Regions from separate parts of the Homo sapiens genome. Here region 2 is linked to region 1. The links are chromatin loops, found by intact Hi-C in ENCODE. Cell type or tissue: ascending aorta. All regions are shown on one strand. Each heading gives the region's core, and the rest is flanking DNA. Links, peaks and the distances in the headings are about the cores only.

What was found. A loop is a pair of places that touch in the nucleus more often than their neighbours do. Peaks named below come from ENCODE experiments on the same cell type or tissue, not always from the same donor. Only the 100,000 strongest peaks of a DNase experiment are listed, where the experiment ranks them.
Region 2: it touches region 1 in a loop (2.6-fold over the local background); 4 of 110 quality-filtered maps call a loop at or near these places.

Annotation. Positions count from the first base shown.
Region 1 is chr10:3,534,593-3,542,925 of GRCh38, reverse strand. The region is part of intron 1 of LOC105376360 (a long non-coding RNA gene); the gene reads right to left. Among named protein-coding and RNA genes, the nearest start is that of LINC02669, 36 kb to the right of the region's middle. In ascending aorta, for the core only: no CTCF peak of the experiment used is centred there; DNase peaks (open chromatin) are centred at 415 and 3,635; H3K4me3 peaks cover 768 bases; H3K27ac peaks cover 2,882 bases.
Region 2 is chr10:3,244,451-3,252,783 of GRCh38, reverse strand. All of the region lies in intron 2 of LINC02668 (long intergenic non-protein coding RNA 2668), which reads left to right. LOC105376353 (mucin-5AC-like) reads right to left here and starts at 3,770. Exons shown (of 3, transcript NR_164119.1): 1 at 3,643-3,770; 2 at 3,224-3,453; 3 at 1-1,141. RefSeq lists an enhancer at 2,845-4,044. In ascending aorta, for the core only: no CTCF peak of the experiment used is centred there; a DNase peak (open chromatin) is centred at 3,703; H3K4me3 peaks cover 985 bases; H3K27ac peaks cover 2,001 bases.

The DNA of each region.
Region 1 (8,333 bases), core at 205-8,204:
GCACGTCTCCCATGGCAGCAGACAAGTGAAGAGAAGAGAGCTCGTGCAGGGAAACTCCCCTTGTTAAAACCATCAGATCTCATGAGACTCATTCATTATCACGAGAACAGCACAGGAAAGACCCACCCCCTAATTCAACCCCCTCCCACCAGGTTCCTCCCATGACAGGTGGGAACTGTGGGAGTTAACAATTTGAGATGAGATTTGGGTGGGCACACAGCCAAACCATATCAGTGAGGCAACCAGAGGATTCAACAGAGTTTAAGGAGCCTGACGGTTTCACAGAGTCTGACTATTCTGCGAGAGTGGCCAGGAAGCATGCAAGGTTCATGAAGCACCACGCTGTGGGCCCAGTTCCCCATGCTGCTGCACTGACCAGCAGCTCCAGCAAGCTCCTTCCACATGTGGCTTCAGCCCAGGTCCACCTCGCAGCCCAGGGCTGCAGCCTCTTCCCAGAATTATCTTCCTTTTTCACCAGCTCCTCCTCACTGGCATCGGGTCTGAATTCTTCTCATCCATGGTCAGATGGCAGGGCTACAGTCTTATAAATGATTGAATGACTCATGGGGAAACACAAGTTTCCAAGGAAAAATGTTTTAAAAAGAAAAAATACGAGTGAGTAATGAGGGAGAGGTAGCCCTACTAGATCTACAGGAATTACCATTCTGCAATATTGGCAGAAGAATAAAGAGCTTAATCATCGGAAAAGGTTCATTTTCCCAGAAACAAATGCTAATAGAGAAAAACTTAGTGAGTAATAATAAAAGGACAATTAATTCATAAATGATGTTGAAAAGTTTGTAGATTCGGTTGGGGGGAATAAATTAACATCCTTAATTCATACCATATACAAAAATAAACTGAAGAAGAATTGAATAGAAAATATAGACAGCTAAAACATTAAACATAACAATTTTTTTGGAAAGTGGAACATTTAATGGATGTGAGGAAGAAGAAAAGACTTTCTAAGCAGATAATTAATGGAAAAAATCATGAAACAAAACACAGACATTTGGTTACTATTCAGGATCAGCAACATTATCACCAAAGCACTGGCCTTCTCCTGGTTGCAACTTTCCTTAGTGCTGGTCCTGGCCTCTCCTGCAATCAACAGCCACTGAGCTCGACCCCAGGAGTAGCCAAGAGAAAGCCTTGTGCATCCTGAAATTTCATACATTGGGATAAAGTAAAAAGCCTAAGTCAAAAAACTGTTACTGTCAAATAACTAAAAGGTATTATATATAAGAAACTGGGAAACTACGTGCCACAAAGATTATTGGCAAACCGCTTCCAACGGAAAGACAGCCCAGTGCTTAAACACAGAAAATGAGAAATGAATAAAAAATTCCTCAACCTCACCAGTAAGGAAAAGAAACTCAAATTCTTACAACATTGAGATATCATTTTTTTTTCTTTTTGCCTAATAAAGGGTGCAACCCTTTTTTCTTTCTTTCTGTGTGTGTGTGTGTGTGTGTGTGTGTGTGTGTGTGTGGTTTTTGTTTGTGTGTTTAATAAAACTCCCCATTGCTGCTAGAATTTTTGGTAGATGAACAATCTCATTCACTCCTGGTAAAGTCTAAGAATTTCCAAAAAGTGATGTTCTGATTTGTAACAATAGATCTGAAATTATCCATGCCCCTTCATCGGGTAACTCCATTTCTAGGAATATATCCTAATAAATAATATGACTACCTATGAAGATTTATGGGCAATAATGTTTGTTCTAGCCACACGGAACTGTTAATATCAGAAATAGTCAACACCAAGAGAATGATTAAATAGTTTTGGCATATTGTTAAGATAAAATATTATGTAGTCACTAAAAATTAAAGTTCTGAATTATTTTCAATTATGTGGAAGGCTAGGTGAAAAAAAGGCAAGCTCTAACACTGTGTGGGCAGCCTGTTCACCCCCATGTAGATATAATTGCATATTGACTTTTCAAGCACAGGGAACAGCTACTCACATTCCCACAGCAACAAGGGCTGGGGGTACTTCCCACCCCCAGATAACTGAACAGTTGTTACGGCTAAGTTTACCTAACACATGTATTTTTGTTTCCTCTATTATATTTTATCCATATTTTCCAACTTTTCTCAAAGGCCATTTATCATTTACACCAAGAAGTCAATCCATAGGGTTTTCTAAAGAGGTATCTGTGATGAAGTGACTCAGGCCTATCCACAGCCCTCCTCTTCCTCCGTCTTATTTCTGTCCTTCTCTAAAGGGTGCCAGGGGACCCTCTAGCTTGGGCATCTCATTTTGTGGATGTGGGAGGTGTCTGTGGAGAAGACCCTCAGAGACGAGGGCCCTGTGTGTGTGGGGGAGAGTGGGGGGACTGTTTAAATGACAGTACAGGACCATGTATGGCCTAGAAGCATTTTCCCAAATTCTTCAACTGCATAGTTTTTTGAAGATTTAAGAACATGCAGGCACACACACACTGTTAAGGAGTAAGTTGTGTCCTTAGTTTTCAGGTGTTGAAGTCTGAACCTCCTGGGAAGGTGAGAACTGTGGTGATGAGGTCTTTCCAGAGTTAACTGAGTTAAAACAGGGTCATTAGCATGCGGTCTCGTCCAATCTGACGGTGTCTTTGTAAGAAGAGGAGATTGGGACACAGAGGGCGATGGTGTGAGGACGCTGGGAGAAGATGGCGTCTACCAGACAAGAAGAGAGACCTCAAGAGGAACCAACACCTTGTTCAGGACATCCAGCCCCAGGGAGTGTGAGAACCTGCATTCCCACTGTTGAGGCCGCCTGATCCACAGTGCTTGGTTGCCGCAGCCTTGGGAGATGCGTGCGCCAGGCTTCAAAGGCAGCTCGTCCCTCAGCACCTCTGCAAGACAGGGTCTAATGTCAACTGCTAAGGGGGTTTCCAGTTGCATCAACTCCATCCCTTCCTCCTTGGCCGTTACTGTGAATACACAGCCCTGAGCCTCTGGTCTAACCCTTGACATGAAGCGTGTGGCCTTCCTGTGAACGCCCCTGTGGTGAAAAGTGTGTTATCTCGGCATGACCTGTATTTCCCACATCCAGAGCCGAAGGAATGGGCATTAAAGTTCCAGCTCTCATGTCCTCTCTCTCCATGGTCCATTCCAGAGTCCACACCAAGGAATGTAGGGAACAGAGGCTAGGTTAGTGTAACTCGGCCTCCAGGGGCTGACGTGCCCTGGGTCAGCAACCGACCCTCACAACGATGCTCTGGACAGTGCTGAGGTTCTGCAGGTGCTCCGGCTTGATTTTCAGAGTGCTGTGTCAGGGGGAGACAGCAGAAAACACACTGTTTTCCTTAAAATCTCAAAGGACCGGTGGCCCCAGACACTCTGAGGCCACCAGGAGGCTTCATGCACGTCTCCAGGAGTGTGACATGTTTTCACGCCACATCTCCGTGCTCCAGCGGATTCATGAAGTTGGGAGCCCACTGCCGCCGCCTCTGGGGCTGCCTGGGGAGATGGGGCTGAAGAAAGTGACCTGCGCCTGGCCTGTGCCTGCTTGGAGGTTTCTAAGTGTAGACGAAGTGTCAGAGGAGTCCATGTGGGCTGAGCTCTGGTCTCCCAGGCACCAGCATCTCATTTCACTTACAGCACAATTCCAGGAAGCGCACGGGCACCACGAGGCCCGTTCCTCCTGCTGAGATCTCCCCTTGTATCAGCAAGTGTGACTCATGGCTTCCAGCTCTGACACAAAGCCTCTAATGAATGTCAGCTAACAAGAGGCAGAGTCATGGCTTTCTTTAAGTACATTCCAGAAAGTTCTGGCAAGTTTGAGAAAATTGTGATGCCACTAAGTCATTGGCTCTGACTGAGGCAGAGAACAAGCCAGTGAAGAGAGGCAGGGGTCGCGAGGCTGCGTGGCACCCGGGCCACACACGGGTTCCCGGAGGCGGCTGTCCTGCATGGTAACAAATCATTGGCTGCTTTCCACTCGGAAGGTCCACCAGGCAAACCTGGGGCCCTGATCTGACCTCCTCACTGGCTGAGATCACAGTGCCTGAATTCCCGTTCTGCAAAACCCGCGGTCCACAGCTGACGCTGGGAGAGAGGCTCCAGGATCTTGGGAATGGGGAGACGTTTTATGTAATCGGAGAGCAGAAATCTTCCTCCTGTGTTTGCATTAACTGATAATGCCTGGAGGGTTTTGTAATTCGAGTATGATTTGGTTGTTAAAAAGAAAACATCCATTTTATTATGTGTGTCGCCCAAATTCAAATCTCTGTCTTCTTTTCTAAAGAGAAAATATGCTAAAAAATGATGCCATTTCTCTTACAATACAGTGTTGTTTAGTCAGGAGCCACTTCTGTGAAGATCCAATGATGTAATCGACAAATATTTACTTAAGGACTAAATGAACATACATGGAAAATACCATATCTTTGATGTATAATAATAAAAGTGAAAAACAATGTCTTTGCTCTGGCGTTATTGGATAATGATGACAACAACATTGTTACACTTTGCAGTTACGGGCAATGTCTGCCCACTTCACAGGGTTTGTTTTTGCCTCTGGAGTGAGATCATGGGATTGAGATGCAGACAGCTCTGAAGTCGGGTTAGAGCAGCTTAGGAACAGGATGAAACTTCGGATAGGCCTCAAAACAGGGTCCCCATGCAATGAATGATGCATCGCATGAGACACACAGACACACAGACAGCAGCAACAGACAGGCTGGACCCCTAACAAACAGCAGACACACAAAACCAACGCCACCCGTGCCCGTGCAGAGGCTGCTGCTGCTGCTGCTGCCGCTGCCGCCCTTTAGGGTTTGTGGTCCCTGGTTCTGTCATCTGCCCTGCCACACCCCAGCTGAGTGGTTGGGGAAACTGGCAGCCTCACCTGTGCCTCAGTTTCCTCATCTGTCATGGGGTGGGAACCATCCTACCTCTCAGGGGTATTTATGAGCCAACCATATACGTAAAGGGCTAAATGGTGGCTGGCGTTTAGGAAGGCCTCAATTAGCTATAGAGGGAATGTATAGAAACAGAATTTAAGGCGCCCTGAGGTCAAATGGTGAAGGATGGGAACTGTGATGGGAGGCCACCTGTCCTAGTGTGGAGCATGTGGAAATAGGTAATTCAGTCAATGGCAGGGGCAGGTGTCTGCTGTTAATGGAAACCAAATAAGCATCTGGTCCGTTTCGTGCCCAGCATGGTGCCAGGCACTGGGAGGATACCAGAGCTTTGGAACGATGCTTCCTTTACAACATTCCAAGGCTGAAGTCAGGAGGACCAGATCTCTTTTAAATGATGTCATGCAAATACAGTAGAAATGCAGGAAAGGGCTTCCTGCAGAGGTCAAATTTTAATGAGGTATTAAAATATAGATAAAATATTGTGAAGAAAAGTAATTTGAATAGGCATAAGATCAGAAATTAAAATAATGGACCTAGACAGCACAGGGAATTAAATTATGGAAATGCCTAAGAGGCGTCAATCCCAAAATTGAGGCTCAAGTTAAATAATTTGGTCTTAGAAAAACATAAAGTTCAAAATATTGTACTGAACTTACACAAAAGCAGAATTTTTCATAGTATCTTAATTTCTTTTTTCGAACTCTATTTTGTCCCTAAATAGATAACTGACACAAATGTGCTGCTTCTCTTTTTGACTAAGAGTGGACTATTTTTAAGCCAAGATAATTCAGTTTCGAACTTTCAAAGTGTAAATTTGAAATTATCTTGGTAGTAACTCCAAAAAGCACATTAAATTATACACCGGCAACTACAGGCAGATTAAGGGTAGGCATTTCAGACTCGAAATACTGCTCTTGTTTTTTGTTGTTATGGCTTCATTGTTAGGGGACTATACAGGTTTTATATTTTATTTTCTTTATGGAAAGGTTTTTGGTTCAAAGGAGTTTTGCGTTTTCAACAGAAGTCATTTCATTTATCCTTACAGCTATCTCTGGAGGGTCTTGAAGAAAGAAGAAATTCTGTATTATCCAAACAGATGGTTATGAGGATCTACTTTCAACCTTCCACGTTATGTGCTGTGAATCAAGTCTTCACCCTACCATTTATCCATTGTCTCCAAGAGCTTTTGATATATCAGGAAATAGGGAAGCCCTACATATGGAAAAGTGTAAGGATTGTAGTGGTGAGATGTGTGTTCCAGACTCTCTGGATTCAAATCCCAGCTCTGCTACTCATAAGTAAGTGACTTAATTGCATTCACTTTCTCATTGGTAACATCGGGACAATAATAGGTCCTTACTGCCAGGGCTGCTATGAGGATTATAAGCAACACGCAAAAGGCATTTGGAACTAGACCCTGCTTGTGTCAAGAAGGCTACAAATACAAGGGATTTGGGTGCAGGGAAGTTAGGAGAGAACAGGGAAGGCTCATCAAGAGAGAACAGGGCAAGACTCACTGATGTGTTATTTTCATTCTGCAAAAATTTAACAAGTGATTACACAGCAGGAGCTACATTAAAGGCCCAGAATTTTAAAAGAATTAAAAAAAATAGATGAAGTCCTAAAAACTTCCTTGTGTATTTGAATAAAATGATATAAACAGTTCATTACAAGGTAAGGTACAATGTAATTAATCCAGTATCTTCAAAGCACTCTTGCAGCAAGGAGAAGGAATCCACGTTCAATCCACATAAAAGTAAACGTATGTTCCTACAGAGAAGTGAATGTTTGATCATGTTCTGTAGTCCAAATTCAGTATCAGAACATCCACATTAAAAAAAGGTACAAAATAGGCCTCAAGGGGTGGCCCCCCGGGCAGCGGTGGGTTTCTGCAGCAGGAATAAGATGAACAGGCTCCTGGCAATGGAGGGGAACATGGCCTGGCAGGGGTTTGTTCACAATCAGGTGAGGCTTCTAGGACAGCACATGGGCAGGTGTGTGGAAGGCCTTGGGAAGGGCACAGGAGCCCCCATGGCCCCACATTTGGTGTCCTAGGTCCCATCAACCCACAGACCACCTGAAGTGCCACAGTCTTTCAGTAATTAAGCACAGTATTCCCAGGCCTATTTTCTGTAGGATTTCAGCTCTGCCCTGCCTTGGTATAAGCTCTGAGGTCAGTGTGAGTGGGGGGCAGTGCCAACCGTGGGGACGGAGCCTGAGACCTGGTAGAGCATCCCCTGCCCAGGCCACTGAGAAGGTGCTGTTGGATGAGAAGGAAAGTTGATGAGAAAACTAGCCCATTTCAACTCCCAAGTGCAAAATTAGAAGTAAACTCTCCTGAGACCAAATACGGGGCAGCCCATGGGGACATTTGGAGGGCTCAGGGCTTCTACAGACAAAGGCCACCCTGGGGCCTCTGCTCGGGGCCTGTGCAGGCTGCTGAGCAGCACAGGCCACTCTAAGGGCTGCATGGAGCTGAACGCATCAAGTGTTCTGCAAGGCCTCGTCCGAGTGATTTGCACTGTTCCCGGGCACTCCAGCTCAGAGCTAAGTCCCGCTTCAGAGTGCTTACCTGCAGCCATTAAATAATTATCAGTGTGCAAGCTTTTAGAGTTAGGCTGTCGTGCTTGTATATTCTAAACATGCTTTCTGATTTTTTTTTTGCATCAAAGCAGATATAGGAAATATTAATATTTATACCACCCATGGGACACTGGGGTATGGCTGCTTCTAGCAGGAGGTCATCAGCCAGCCTCCCAGGAGGTTCAGCTCCCAGGCTCCGTCCAGCTGCCCAGTGGCTGAGGCTCAGCATCTCCACTGCCTGTAACCTACTCACGGCACACTGCACCCACGGCACACAGCACCCGGGCACCGCTCACGGCACAGAGCACCTGGGCACGGTGGCTGGGAGGCTCTGACCTCTGCAGCAGACACAGAGCTCCACTTCTTATTCTCTGTTAATTGATGCTGCCCTGTTTCATTTTAAGCATTGTTACCAGGTTCTTAAGACTATAAAAAATAAAAATTAAATAGCCCCAAACTAAACCTCACTTTATCAACCTAAAAAGAGATGTGTGTGTCCGGAGGAAATGGGATCTTTTCTCTCCACCTTTCCCATTTTTGAGTCCTCAGTGATGTGAAAAAAAGCCGGTGTCTGTTTAGAATACGATAACTAGAAGCTCCGGAGCGGAGCCAGGGGTTAATGAAATTCCGGGAAGCCAAGGAGCCCGTGCTCAGAACGGGCAAGTGCCATTTCTGTCTTGTTGATATTAGAGAAATGGGTGGTGGGTGAACAATGGGTCACAATACCCATAAAGAAGAATCCATGGGAGCTGCTGCGACTCTGCGGTGAGCGCTTTGCCTGTGGGACTCTTGAGGCTGGTCAGCTCTTCAGATGCACGAGGCCTGGTAGTCCAGGCAGGAATGATGATGACATCACTTTCTTCTCACCGTGTTGTCATGCGACAGGTCACAGCGGCCACTG
Region 2 (8,333 bases), core at 207-8,206, 290 kb after region 1:
GTGCAGGTGACTTCCGTGCAGTGGGGATTGCATATGCTGGGCGACGCAAGGGAAACTGCACTGTTCCTGCAGTGTGTGCTGTGCTGTAGATGTGGGAATCTGCACTGTTCCTGCAGTGGGTGCTGCACTGTAGATGTGGGAATCTGCACTGTCCCTCAGTGGGTGCTGTGCTGTAGATGAGGGAATCTGCGCTGTTCCTGCAGTGGGTGCCGTACTGTAGATGTGGGAATCTGCACTGTTCCTGCAGTGGGTGCCGTACTGTAGATGTGGGAATCTGTGCTGTTCCTGCAGTGGGTGCTGTGCTGTAGATGTGGGAATCTGCACTGTCCCTCAGTGGGTGCTGTGCTGTAGATGAGGGAATCTGCGCTGTTCCTGCAGTGGGTGCCGTACTGTAGATGTGGGAATCTGTACTGTTCCTGCAGTGGGTGCCGTACTGTAGATGTGGGAATCTGTGCTGTTCCTGCAGTGGGTGCTGTGCTGTAGATGTGGGAATCTGCACTGTCCCTCAGTGGGTGCTGTGCTGTAGATGAGGGAATCTGCGCTGTTCCTGCAGTGGGTGCCGTACTGTAGATGTGGGAATCTGCACTGTTCCTGCAGTGGGTGCCGTACTGTAGATGTGGGAATCTGTGCTGTTCCTGCAGTGGGTGCTGTGCTGTAGATGTGGGAATCTGCGCTGTTCCTGCAGTGGGTGCCGTACTGTAGATGTGGGAATCTGTGCTGTTCCTGCAGTGGGTGCCGTGCTGTAGATGAGGGAATCTGCGCTGTTCCTGCAGTGGGTGCTGAGCTGTAGATGTGGGAATCTGCACTGTTCCTGCAGTGTGTGCTGTTCTGTAGATGTGGGAATCTGCGCTCTTCCTGCAGTGGGTGCTGAGCTGTAGATGTGGGAATCTGCGCTGTTCCTGCAGTGGGTGCTGCACTGTAGATGTGGGAATCTGCGCTCTTCCTGCAGTGGGTGCTGCACTGTAGATGTGGGAAACTGTGCTGTTCCTGCAGTGGGTGCTGTGCTGTAGATGTGGGAATCTGCACTGTTCCTGCAGTGGGTGGTGTGCTGTAGATGCCTTCTTCCCTGGAAAGTGTGGTGTGAACTGCAGGTGCTGATGGCCCATGGACAGAGGGACCAGACTCCATTATCTGAAAATCTCTAAAAGAAGGAAAAAAATGTTTACATTCCCAAACTTCAGAAACCATTTTGGTTGGTGGCATCATTTCTCAGTCGATTTTGTATCCGGCAGAACCAGATTGAAGTTCATCCCAGCTCTCAGCCAGATCCTCCTGCTTCAGATTAAGCGGAGCTGGGAAAGGACGATCCATGTCCAGCCCTCCCCAGGAGAGCAGTGTCACCATCATTTCGAAGAGCCTCCATGTCTCTCATGGTTTGAGGTTTGGAAACGAGAACCACAGAAGCCTGCAGTCGCTGCCTGACAGGGCGTGGGAGACCACAGCCAAATCTCAGAGGAGTTTCTGGAGGGAAGACTCATTCTGAAGAATAAGAGAGAGAAGACCCAAGAACCGTGTCTTCTGAGGAGATGAGAGAGGAGATCATGAGCACCAGGTGGTTGTCGAAGCTTTAGGAGGTTTGAAGAGAAAGGGTGCTTGGATGGGGAACTACTATGGGATATTAGGATTATTTTCCTTTCATGTTCTTCCTATTCACATTCACTCACAAAGGCCAGAACCAGAGGGCTAAGAGAGTGACAGCAAACTGGCTAACTGCTTGCCTGCCCTCCGGTTGCTCAGGTGAGCTATGGTGTCCTGCTTCCTGACTGTGAGATCATTTATACCGTTCAGAAAACCTGGGAGTCCTGTAGGGATGGGGTGGTACAAGAGCTGGGACTTATCACCAGAAACCTCCAAACAAGCCCAGCTCCATCTCTGTGTGCTCTTGGCCATGCCCCAACAGTGCTGAGCAACTGTTTCCTCATTTATTATTATTATTATTATTTGTTTTTTGAGACGGAGTTTTCGCTCTCGTCACCCAGGCTGGAGTGCAGTAGCACAATCTCGGCTCACTGCAATCTCCGCCTCCTGGGTTCAACTGATTCTCCTGCCTCAGCCTCCCAAGTAGCTGGAACTACAGGCACGTGCCACCACGTCCAGCTAACTTTTGTATTTTTAGTAGAGATAGGGTTTTGCCATGTTGGCCAGGCTGGTCTCAAACTCCTGACCTCAGGTGATCCACCTGCCTCGGCCTCCCAAAGTGCTGGGATCACAGGAGTGAGCCACTGTGTCCAGCTCATTTCCTCATTTATAAACGGGGGTGTCTGCCTGCTCTTCTCATAGGATTTTTGTGAGAATCAAATAAGGCAAAAACACTTAGTAAATTTTGCAGCTCTGCGGAAAGTATGGACTTAACACGAAGCTCTGTGATTATTATTTCTTAGACACATATGTTCACAAATGCTGGTCGATACTGTCTTCCTTGTGTCTGTTGCCTCCGTGTGTGATGTTTGAGCCTTTAGCCACGAGAGGAAAATGAGTAAGACCAGAGATTTGTGGACAAGCCCATCACCCTGGGGGGCACACCAGGCTCCAGCCAAAGGTGGGATAAAAGCCCTTTGCAAAAATGATGATGATGACAATAAGGTGTCTAAGTCACAAAGCATGACTGCACTTTCCTCTTCACTGTGAGGACCAAATATTCATTTTATACATGGCTATGTTCCATGTGTAACTATATATATAGCAAAACATGTTTGACAGTAAGGTTACTATATCCAAAAGACTCCTAGCCTCACACCTATTCAGCTATGGACTCCTGTGATCAAACGTTTGCAGCAAGAAATGTTCTTAAATCTGTAACGTTAAAATAGTTGCTTGAGTAACTTCAGAGGCTCAACTAATCATTCAATTGCTATCGATCACCCTACTAGCTCCAATACTTACACCTGGTGCAGACTGGCCCTTGGAAGAAGCTCTTAACTGAAAATAGCAATGAAGAGACACAACTCAATTGCACTTTCTAACTAGATTTCTATAAAAACCATTTAACTAGTAACTAAACATCACTGTGTAGTTTTAGAAAATTCAATCTAGCCAGCGAACGCAAGTAGTTTTACAGGCTTAGGAAACCAAGTGCTGCTTTGCCTCTCAGAACGGCTTGTTTTTGTCATTTATATTGCTGTGGTTTTAATATCAAATTACTTGATTTTTGAATGTCACAATACTCTCTGGTTTTTATATGAATAAAAGTAATGAAAGAGAAATCTATTAAATCAGATCTCACCTTACAAAATATTTGTATTTCCGAGAAGTTTCAGGTCAAACATGTTCTACTTTAAACAAACTGGGCCAGATTTACTGTTCCAGGGAATTTGCATTGAATCATTCAAATAAACAGTCATTACCCACTTCTCATTTATTCCCTATGAAACGGTGTCCTTTAACAATTTTTAAATTGCAGTCACAAGCCTTATTTTGTCCTTTTTTGGTAAAGTATTTTGCTCCAGGGTTTTTCTATACAGAGAGAGAAAACAAGTTGAATTAGAGAATTGTGTAAGAAAACATTCCTCTTGCTGAAGCTTAATTTTTAAACACTGAGTCTGTGGGAAGTGAAAACTGTTTTATCTGAGCAACTGTGAAAGCACAATAATCTTAAACTGAAATTTGGGCTGGAGCATCTCGGAGATGGAGGACCACACCTACCTCATCATTTCTTCCAGGACTCTCCTTGGTTTCTACGAAAATGACCAGACATCCATGCTGATGACAGAGCAGAAACCACAGCAAAGTGAGCTGAGTCACCGACTCCATTAACTACTCTCCAGATTGTTACTTACTCACAGGGAAAAAAAAAAAAATCAGGGAGAACAAATCTTTGCAAACTGCCCTAATCCCAGGCTTGTGTCAAGCAAATATATTGTGGAATGAGTTCTTTCTTAAAGTAAGAATAGATTTACAGCACATGATTGGGGTGAAATACTGAAAAAATACAATTTAACCTCATAAAGGGAAAGCAGTAAAAAGCTTAGAGGTCTTCATTCACCAACGCAGCAGCTCAGAGGCATGAAACCTAATAGAGGAAATTGAATCTAATATTCACTTTCTCCCGTGCCTGACTTCCTTCTAGCCTCTGTATTATTCATTCCATCTTTTTAAGAATGGAAACAGCACAGGCCTGTATGTTTCCTGCTAGGAAAATGCTTACTGGACGGATACAAATGTTGGCTCTGTTTTACTACTAAAAACACTACTTATATTAAAAATATTTTTTAAAATACAGAAAAGGAAGGAAGAAAGAATGGGAGGGAGAGAGGGAGGAATGGGAGGAAGGAAGGAATGTATTTGATGGAAAAAAATCTCATTTTCCCACTTGACATTTTAAAAGGTGATTCAAATAAATATAAATCTTAATAAATATTTTTAATTTTTTTTTTTTACAAAATCTGTGACTCAATTTCTTCTTCTTCTTCTTTTTTTTTTTTTTTTCCAGTTGGAGTCTCACTCTGTAGCCCAAGCTGCAGTGCAGTGGTGCGATCTTGGCTCACTGCAACTTTCACCTCTGGGGCTCAAGCGACTTTCCTGCCTCAGCCTCCCAAGTAGCTGAGACTACAGGTGCATGCCACCACACCCAGTTCATTGTTTTGTATTTTTAGTAGAGACGGGATTTCATCATGTTACCCTGGGTGGTCTGGAACTACTGAGCTCAGGCGATCCACCCACCTCAGCCTCCCAAAGTACTGTGATTACAGGTGTGAGCCACCACACCCGGCCTCTTCTTATTTTTACAGGAAAAAAAAATCCAGATGTGGGAGCCTCTGTCTATGTTGCTTGGAATATATTGCAGTACAGTAGTGGCTATGATAGCCTTTTAATAGATTTTTACACCATGATCGAGCCCGTACACACACACGGAAAAGTTTAGGAGACCATGCATCATTATGTGCATTGCATTGAAATATTTTTTTTTCCAGTTCCTTCCTTCTTTTCTTCTTCCTCAGTGCTTGCTTGTAGAGGCTCAGTACATTAATTTCATGAGCCAAATGGGTCCTAATCCAAAATTTGAAAAACCCTGCTAAGAGAATGACGCTGCAGCTACTGTAGCCTATTAACCAGCAAGAAGGTCCTGGGCCCCTGACATGACGGTCTGGTGTAATCTTGACTGGACCAGGAATACTTAGTTCATGTGGGGAAGGGACAGGAAATGAAAGCTTTGGTAACTTCAGAAGCTCAACCCATCATTGAATTGCTACTGACCCAGGAATGGATCTTTATTGAGGTTGTCAGTTGGTCGCTAGACTCCCTGGAAAGGCTCAAGGTAGAAATGAACTGTTTCAAACCAAGCAAGGCTGAAAAATAGGCCTTTAAAATCCAGACAACATGGGTCCTGAGACAGCTAGTGTCTGCGTGGCTTTTCCCGGCCCCCATGTCCACCCTATCTGATGTTGACAATCCCGCAGTTTCACTGCCACCGTCATCGACAAATCTTTGCCTTGTTTGCATGAAGTTTGGAAATTAGTCCTTATTTTACTTCAGAAAAACCACATCAGCGCATGGAGATGGTTCGTCTTGCACTGAGGCTCTCACGAGCCTTACTGCCTGCGAAGACTCTGACTCCAGAAGCGGTTCTCCATCCGTAATGGAAAGTCGACATAGAGGCCAGGGGAGGCGAGGCAGGGCTGGAGCCATGGACCTCACCTTTGAGGACCAAGAATGTCTTTCAGTGAGGAGAGGGGCCCACTCACACAGCCTGCCTGCCAAATCGCAGAACTCTGTAGGACACAGGTGTGAACATGAGAGTACTTTTCTAAACTCTTGACTGCTGTGCTCCCCCTTTTGATCAAGAGTCAAAAGAAAAACAATTTGCTATGTTTTGCATCTTCTATGACTGGGCAAAGTACATGGAGGTTGACATGAACAGTGTCATGTTTAGGTCCCTGAGAACTGAGACCAGAACAAACAAAGGCTTTTAGCTTTCGTGAGAGCCCTATCCAGTGTTCATTTTAATAACAGCGATCTCAGAAGTAAACTGTCACTTTATAAAAGCGATTGTCCATCATTCGGTTACCTGGGGCTCATCCAGACCCAAAGGCTTTGGGATGGCCAAAGCCAGAAGCACCCCCCGGTCCTGTGTGGTCACCATGGCTGAGGCCAAAACAAAAAGGTCATCAGCTTCTATTTCTCATCTAGGCATCGGTCTTCTGAACTTTATTTATTGAATTTACTAGACATCCAGATGAACAATAAAACTCTCTTTTACATTTGAAAGGTCAAATCAAGATTAAGTGAGTTAGAGGAGCATTAAAGAATATCCCTGCAACTGCTCACGAAGTACTGGTGTTGTTTAGGGTTTGTTCTCTGTGCATGGAGACTCAGCTGGTCACACAGGAAACTTTGTATATTCTTAAGTCAATGCATTCATTAAAAATAACGAAGCTATTATCTATTTCCATCATGCTCTGATTGTACTTTACAGTATTACATTGCCACTCCTAATTTCTCTTGTCTTAGGGCTTTAATATGTGAGCCTCTCCTCTGAGGGTAAAACCTCCAGCAGAGGAGGGAGACGGCTTTGCTGTCTCTCACTCCCCCAGTGTATAGCACTGGGCTGTCCACAGACCAGCTTCCAGGATATGTTCAATAGGTTTATAAATGTCTTCAAAAGGAAGGGGTTGTATATTCCTAACTCCTTCACAAACTATTTGAATCTCTTCATCCGATATCACGTAAATTTCTAGAACCTAAATAAAATGAATGCTCAAGGAAATAGTAGCTCTCAGTGCTTACTTTCTGGGGAACATCAGCTTTTATGAATGAATGCACCTCGAAAACCAAAACTCCAGCACAGAAATGGCCTCTGCAAGCTCAAGACTGTTAGATGCCAGTCCACCGAGGTTGAAATATTGGCAAACATTAACGGCAATATTAATTTAGCAATGAGAATAGAAGAAAGCCAATCGGCCAATTCGCTTGGCCAGGCCCTTCATTTCCACTCATTATGCTGAGGAGCTGTCAGAGCCCGGGACCAAGGGGCTGTGGATGTCCAGCCATCTTCTCCTCTTGCCCTTAGCGTTTCCTCATAACTCACTCCCAGGAAGCCAGCGCACATTTATTTACCAGGCTCCTTGGGACACCATATGCAGTCACTCCTGGACTCCTGTTCATGGCAACAAGAAGGGCCCCAGCAAATCAGAAAGCTGCTCACCCACGCTGCACGGGGCTTGCTGATGTCCCAAGTTCCTCTCTTGAGGCTCCGCGGTTCTCATGTTGGGGCTGACCCTCTCACACTCGCCATCCCTGGGGCCAGGCCCCAGCTTCCCCCATTCAAGCATCAACTCCAGGCAGGCGAAGGACACCCGGCTCCCAGCAATCCTGGTGCTGCGGTATTTAGTCCCTCCCTTCTCCTTGGCCTTGATCATTGCCTTGGCCACCCTGTACGTTGGGTGACCCCATCTGTCTAACACAATCTCGCCAGTGCCTTCTGATTAGATCTCAGCTTCCTCACATGACTTGGGGCTCCAGGGTTTGGGAGGCGCTGGGCTTTCCCTTGGTTTTCACATTACACAGTGACTGATGAGAAATTCCCTGCTCCAATCTAAGAATCCCAGTCCCAATGCCCACGGGAGGAGGGAGGAGCATAGCCCCATCACCCAGTGGGCTGCTACTAGTGAGTAAGGCATTTAGGCATAGACAGTGCCTTTAAAGACTGAATGTTGGGGTTTGAAGGAGCCAGTCAACCCATGGGAACACCTGTCCCCTGAAACAAGGAGGGGAACACGTTTATAAACAGGTTTTCAGCACCCATTCCAGTTGAACATGGGAACACCTGGTATATCCGAGGCTGGCTCTATAACACCTGGTACATCTGAGGCTGGCTCTGTAGCACCCAACACTACCAAAGCTAAAAGTCCGTCTTCTTCAAAGGAGCAGGGATAAGAATTAGGTCAGCTCGTGCAAAAGCTTTGCAAAGCTCAGTGATTGCGAATGACCATGTTCTGAGCATCAGCACACAAGACAAAAAGGTTTAGAAAACATTCTGGTGTCTCTACGTCCTTAGAGACCAGCACTCCATCGGGATTCTTTTGGGGGAAGATTTTATCATGGAAGTTGGGGAGCACATTATTGACTTGACAGCAGATTAAGGCTATGAAGAAAATGTGCTAAAATAAACAAATTTGTGCCCTGCAGTAATGGTGAAATTGCCGGTAATCGCTAAGTAAAAACCACTGAAGAACAGGACAGAAGCCAATGACCACCTCACCTCCACCGAGTGCCCTGCAGGTAATGACATACCCAAAACCAAGAGAGGGAACAGCTTTGATTGATGGACACAAAAGGAAGTCACAACAAATATGTGTGAATATAAAACCTAGGAAGATCTTTCTTTCTTAGACAAA